2 separate regions of the Mus musculus genome follow, and region 2 is linked to region 1. A link is a contact called in ENCODE Hi-C data. All regions are on one chromosome and are shown on one strand. The core of a region is the stretch at or near the end of the contact, and the rest is flanking DNA. Distances in the headings are between cores, read along the strand shown. Region 1 holds the start of Zfp157 (zinc finger protein 157). Region 2 holds the start of Nxpe5 (neurexophilin and PC-esterase domain family, member 5).

Evidence for each region. Hi-C counts contacts between places; a loop is a spot of excess contacts on that map.
Region 2: a loop to region 1 is called in a map of v-Abl transformed pro-B cells, with 2.5 times the contacts of the local background. The contact joins the promoter of Nxpe5 here to the promoter of Zfp157 in region 1. A Hi-C loop is called at or near these places in 2 of 37 maps with a recorded cell type or tissue (heart and v-Abl transformed pro-B cells).

Annotation. Positions count from the first base shown.
Region 1 is chr5:138,439,536-138,443,102 of GRCm38, forward strand. It overlaps Zfp157 (zinc finger protein 157), which reads left to right and starts at 1,941. Exons shown (of 5, transcript NM_028130.3): 1 at 1,941-2,094. The coding sequence starts at 2,092.
Region 2 is chr5:138,224,193-138,227,907 of GRCm38, forward strand. It overlaps Nxpe5 (neurexophilin and PC-esterase domain family, member 5), which reads left to right and starts at 1,712. Exons shown (of 6, transcript NM_001013773.3): 1 at 1,712-1,812.

The sequences.
Region 1 (3,567 bases), core at 691-3,190:
TTAAAGTCTCTGCACTTCCTCCTATGAAACTATTCTTTATTCCTATGATTTCCACACTTTGGGTCCTCTCGCCATGGCAGTGAGGATTAAATTGTGGTGGTTGGCACAGTTGCCTGGCAGAACAGAGTGTCTACATAGCATGGTCTGCTCCTGCTTAACAATCTAGGGTCCTGGCACCAGATAGAATTGTTCTCTTCCCTGCTAGGATCTGGCAATGTGTTGTCCCCAGTACCTTACCTCTTCAGTACCCATGCCCCTAATGGATGCTCTTACACACACTCCTCTAGTTAAACTCTGGGAGGATGGCAAGATGGCTCATCAAGTAAAAACACTGCTGCCAAACTAGGTGACTTAAGTTTGATTTTTGGGACTCACAATGTCTAGCAAACTGTCCTGGGACTTTCATACTCAAGCCCATGCAAACACATATAAATACATAAATTTAAACTCATTGATATATGTGGTGGTTTGAATAAAAATGGTCCCCATAGGCTCATATCATATATCTGAATGATGAATCATGAGGGAGTGACACAACTTAGAAGAATTAGGAGGTGTGACCTTGTTGGGGGTAGATGTACCCTTGCTGGAAGAAGTGTGCCACTAGCAATGAGCTTTGAGATTTCAGAGCCCAAGACAGACCCAGTGTCTCTCTCCCTGCTGTCTGCAGATCTGGATGTAGAACTCTCAGCTACTTCTCCAGCACATTTCTGTCTGTGTGCCACCATGCTCCTTACCTTGAGAGTCATAGACTAAATGGCCGAAACTGTAAGCAAGCCCCCGTTAAATGCTTTCTTTTTTAAAAGCCATTGCCTTGGTTATGGTGTCTCTTCACAGCAAAAGAACACTGACTGAGATAATATACCAAGCTATGCTTGAATGAATCTGATTTTTTTTTTTTGTTCTGTTGCTTTTGTTCAATCTGGGGAGAATAGAAGTTTGTTCAAAAATAATTAGTAAGGAATTTAAGAAACCACTACGAAGTAATCCTTGACAGCTATTGTCTTGGGGGACTGGAGTCATACTGAATTACTCTGGAAAGCATTTTAACCGTATTAATGCCTGGGTTCTAGATCCTGGACTCTGATTTCACTGGTTCTTTATTCCACTGGAAACCTTTGCTATGATGTCAGAAGTTACAATCACAAGTTCTATGGTTTGTGATGCCTGAACTATGCATGATATCCATGTATGCTGTGAGGCTTTGCCTAGCTAAAATCAAAGAACAAATTCAAGACATGATCCCTTGTTCGGCTACATTGTTACAAGAGAAAATGTATTCCTTGCATACACATCTGTATGAATGTCCCTAGCTTTCTTGGGAAGGTGACCTAATAACAGAGATTTGATTATTGTTTATGTTGGAAATAGAAAAAAAAAAAAAAGAAAGAAAGAAAGAAAGAAAGAAAGAAAGAAAGAAAGAAAGAAAGAAAGAAAGAAACCAGTAGGCCTCTGTTTGTGCTGGGATTAAAGACCAAGGAATGGAAATATTTTGCATGTATGTGGGATGCATTATACATGTTTTCAAATATTTCTTAAGGTAAACAATGAAAAGCATCCATAGCAGCATTGGTTTCCTAAATGGTAGTTTTTAAAATCAAATCCAAATGTTTGTTTTGATTGTTTTAAGTGAATACTTAAATTTGTTCTTGGAATACATAGGGCACGAACAATGTATATAGATTTATATACAATTCACACATTTTCAGATACTTTATTTACAAGGTTAAGTGAAAACAAAAAGGAAGGAGGTTCTGTCACAGGAAGCCCTGCCTTAATTTACCCATGAAAGCAAGGCCTTGTCAATTCTGGCTTCATCCACCCCTGGGTTGAAGCGTGAACTGTCACTCAGGGTGGACCTGAAGCGCTACCCTATCAGACACAATAGACTGAAGGCTACCCAATCAGACACACGGTCGGAAGGGAGGAGGCGGGCCTTGCGTACGTTGTTGCTGACCCCGCCATCTTGGCATCTGTGGCCGCTTTCTTCTCCCAGCTCTGTGTTCTGGATTGCACCTAGTGTCTGTCGCCGTGTGACTCGCTGGTACCTGGACACCCAGCGCGAGGCGGGGCGCTCACCTGAGTCCCGAAATGGTGCGTTTACCCACGACAAGGCCCCTAGCCCCGCGTCCCGCATCGGGGTCGCTTGTGCCCCTGCTGCCTGCGCTGTGGCCAGGCTGAGCTGGCTGCTGCAGCTCGGGGGTCTTGTCGCGTCCGCGTGATTCCCATGACCAGGGCTGCTATGGATGCCTCCTAGGTGGGGACACCGGGACTGCGGGACTTATGACTGCCCAAGCGCGGCCGGGAGTTTGTCGGCCGCCTCCAGATCTGGTAGGACTTTGACCAGCATGGGGGATTGCTGCCTTCTTGGTCTCTGGGCCCTCAAGGCCATCGGCCTCCCCAGGATTTTTCTGCAGCCGGCGCCCCGCCCCGTCTCTTCATCTTGCATCTCCACGTTTGTCCCTGGCTTCTCAAGTCACAATCTTGTGATGTTTCTATCTCAGAACCTCTATGGAAGCCCGTGAGCATGACCTTCCCCGCCCACTTCCTCACCTCTCAACCCATCTCAGCCCATCACGTTTTGTTCATGAGCCCGGTCCTTCAAGTCCCGGGAGTCCCTGAGTGACCCGGAGTAGGTACTTCTTCTCCTCTCTGCTGTTTCCTTCACTCTCCCTCTGTCTTCTGCCTCTGGCTCTCTATTTCTAGGGATGGAGTCTAGGAATTCATTTATGCAAGGTAGTGCTCTGCCCTAAGCCAGTTAGTTACTTGTCCTTTTTTTTTTCCTTTCACGATTTTAGCATTTATATATTAATGGTACACCGTAGTGACTTTCATTTCATTACATCTTATATCTATGTGTAATGTTGTATTTTCTTCTACCTAACCTCTGTTATCCTCCCGGTCCTTTTCCTACTCCCTCAGATTCTCTTCCTCTTTTCCAGTACTTCCCCTTAGTATTAGTTTTTTTTTTTTTTTTAAATGACCCCCCCGACTTCTACATAGGAAGAAGGTTAGTTACAGGAGCATGGGCCCCACCATTGTCTATACTACTATACTACGGAATAAAGAGGCTCTCCTGAGCCTCTCCCTATGCAACCATTAACTGCCTATACATCCTCAAGGAGAAATGGGGCCTTGTGAGCCTCTTCCTGTTCTTCACAATTTCACTTCATTTACAGATTTTTATTTATGTGTTTTTTAGCTTCCTAATTTTTTTACAGTTTGTTTGCTTATTTATTTATTTATTTTAGACATAGTTTTAACTGCAGCACGAGTTGGCTTTGAACTTAACCATTCTCCTCCCTGAGCTGGGAACACAGGCCAACCTTTCGTACTTGTTGGCAGGAGCCCAGGTCCTAGTTGTCCTTCCTTTACCTCTCCCCACCTGTGCAACTTGGGGATCAGGGGCAACCCTGAATGCTTCTCTTCTGGTGGGGTCCTGGCACACAGGCATAGCTTATGTAGCACAGTATGGTGCTGGGGGAATTAAAACGCAGGTAGCAAAAAAAGGACTAGAGTCAGAGGAGAAGACATGAGAGACAGCACACAGCAAGACCTGCAGACATT
Region 2 (3,715 bases), core at 462-2,961, 220 kb before region 1:
CTACATCCCTCACCTTAACAATGTGGGAGGTCATTCCACCATTCGGAGCCACAGGGCTTTAAGCTAGACAAATACCACTGTGTTGTTGTGGCACATTCTATAGCCAGGCTAACCTGGAATTTATAGTCTTCCTGACAAATCATTTTTTTCTTGGTCCATGTTCTTGGTATGTTATTGATGTGTATCTTTATTTCCTACCTTTTGTTGTTGTTGCTTAGCCTTTTGAGACAGAGTTTGGTGTATCCCAGGCTTGCCCCCATCTCCTTCTATAGCTTGAGAATCACCCTGAACTCCAGACCATAGAACCTCAGCCTCCCGTGGGTTGGGATTATAGTTCTGTGTAGTTCAAGGTGGCATAGTCAGCAGGGCTACCTGAGGAGAAGAGTCTGTTCCCTGGACCTTGGATATGAATTAGGCTGAGGGCTGAAGCAGAGGCAGACTTGTCCTGTCCCAGCCTCGTAGGGCTGTAAGGACACTTTGCAAAGGACGTGCTGTTTCTAGGCTGCTACCTACCCAAAATAGAGGCTCTAGTAGATGGGTTTTTACTGTAGGAATTATTTGGTTCACTGAGTGCTCTGTATTGAAGAACTGGGTGTTTGGTATAAAGTTCTGGGGTTCCAGCTCCTTGTAACCCCAGCAGTATGTAGGGAGAGGGGCTGAAACAAACGCACACCTTAAGCTCATTAGTCAGAATGCGTAGTCAAGTGAGAGGCCCTACCTCAAAACATAAAGGTGGGAAGGCACCCAAAAATCTGCCTCTGGGCTCCACATGCTCAAATGTGCACACACGTTAACAAGTACATACATACAACACACACCTACAACACACACACATACACACATGCACCACATACATACAACACACACACACACACCACACACACACACACTACACAACACACACACACATGCCCCACACACCACATATACATACTCCCACATAAATACATACATACATACAACACATACCATATACACACACTCCCATATACATACATATGTACAACATACTTCCATACATACATACCATATGCACACACTCCCATATACATACATACATACAAACATACAACACATACATACACACATACACACAATTCCCCCACATATACACACATACACTACATACAATCCTCTCACATACACACATACCCACCACACCATACATACACACTGTCATAAACACACAAACATACTTCATACACATTTCACACACACACACATGGGGGGCACAGAAAGAGGAGAATCAAATTAATAATTTTTTAAAAAGCATCTGCTGGGTATAGTGATGCCAATCTTTAATCTCAGCATCCAGGAAACAGAGGCAAGTAGATCTTAGTGAGTTCAGGCTAGCCTGATCTATATATTGAGTTCCAGGCTAACCAGGGCTACACAATGAAACCTTGTCTCAGAAATAAAATAATGAAACAAGAAAATAATAAAATAAAATAGGTATGCAGAAGGTAAGGGTAGAGGTGGATGGTGAATTAAGCTGCTTATAAGTGTAACCCTAGATTAGCTAATTTCCTCATCAAGCTAAAGTTGCCCTAGTTCTTTTGTTTTTAGCACAGTCCAGGCCAACATCAAACTCTCTTTGTAGCTAAGAATGAGCCTCAAACCTTTTCTGATTTTCCTGCCTACACCTCCCAAGTGATGTGATTGTAGGCGTGGGTTACTACATCACAAACCTACCTATGCAGTCCTAGGGTTCAACAAGGCTCTGTGCATGCTGGGCAAGCATCTTGCCCATTGGGCCACATCCCCAGCTTATTTAATTATACTGTGCCCTATCCCTGACGCTCCAGTTCCAAGGTAGGCATTTATGTTGCATCCTTTTTACTTTCCTGTTTGTTTGTTTGTTTGTTTGTTTGAATCCTGGAAAGTTACTTTGCTCACATTTTATAAAAGCAATGGTTTCCCGCTGGGCAATGGTGCACATTTTTAATCTCACCACTCAGGAGGCAGAGGTTGGTGGATCTCTGAGTTCCAGACCAGTCTGATCTACAGAATGAGTTCCAGGACAGCCAGGGCTACGCAGAAAAAAAAACAAAACAAAAACCTGTCTCAAACAAAATAATAATACATGTCTGTAATGGGTTTTCCCCCCTACTCCATTCCCTAACTCCTCCCAGGTCCATCTCTACCTTCTCGGCTCTTTTCAGTATTGCGTCTCTCTTTTTTTTTAATATCCCACTGAGTACAGTTTTTATTGCTAATATATTCTAGGGTGTGTGAGCTACCTTAAAAAAACTGGACTCTTCCTCCTTCCATACCCATTAGCTCTCTGCAGCTCCTCAGCTAGGGGTAGGTAAGTCATTCCCACGTTAGAACGTTGGCCACCTTGAGCTTACCTAGGATGTGTGCAGTCAAGCCCAGTGGCAGCCTTCATGAGTGCAGCAGTTCAGTCACATAGAGAAGGCACTCCCAAACTCTGGCTTTTACAATCTTGGGACTGCGGGTCTTCTATCATAGTAGGCAGGTTTACTTGTAGCCCAGTCTGGCCTCAAAGTTACTATGTAGTTGCAGATAACCCGAGATTCTGATCCTCCTGCCCTCAACCTAGTGCAGGCATTGCAGGTCTGAGCAACCAGGCTGTGTTGCTTTGAATAAGAATGGCTCACAAAGGCTCCTATATTTGAAAGCTCAGTCACCAGGGACTGACACTGAGAAGGACTAGAAGAGTGATCTCAACCTTGGGTCAAGACCCCTGTATTAGGTAGGGTTCTCTAGAGTCACAGAACTTATGGATAGTCCCTATACTGTAAAGGAATTTATTGATGACTTACAGTCTGCAGTCCAATTCCCAACAATGGTTCAGTAGTAGCTGTGAATGGAAGTCCAAGCATCTAGCAGTTACTCAGTCCCACACAGCAAGTAGGCAAGGGAGCATGAGCAAGACTCCCTTCTCCAAATGTCCTTATATAGTCTCCAGCAGAAGGTGTAGCCCAGTTTAAAGGTGTGTTCTATCAAACCTTTAATCCCAGATGACCTTGAACTCGGAGATTTAATCTTCTGAAATCCATAGCCACTATGCCTCAAGATCTCCATACCAAGATCCAGATCAGAAAATTCTATCTCCCAGCCTCCAGATAAGGGTCACTGGTGAGCCTTCCAATTCTAGATTGTAGTTCATTCCAGATATAGTCAAGTTGACAACCAGGAATAGCCACTACAACCCCTTTAGTGTATGAAGGACACTTTCACAGAGGTCGTCTAAGACCATCAGAAAACACAGATATTTACAGTATGATTCATAACAGTTGCAAAACTGCAGTTAGGAAGTGGCAACGAAAAGAATTTTATGGTGGTGAGAGGGTCACAACAACATGAGGAACTGTATTCAAGGGTATCAGCAACAGGAAGGTTGGAGGAAGTGAGATATAGAAGTGGGTTTTGAGGTTTCAAAAGACCATGCCATGCTTGCTTTCTCTTCTGCCTATGGATCAGGATCAAGCCATGGTGAGGAAAAGATACCTGATAGAACTGATCTGAGACATGAGTGCTGGAATTGATTCTCTGTCTCAGATATAACATGTTTTGAGTGATGGCCTGTCCCTTTAAAATAAATACATTAAATAAATAAACAAAATTCAAGCAACCTCTTACAGGACTGATGAAAACCCTTTATAAACTGCCTTGCAGTGGCACTTCATAAGTACATGAACTTAGATCCAATGACTGAGGCAGAAAATTATATGTACATACATATTGTTTT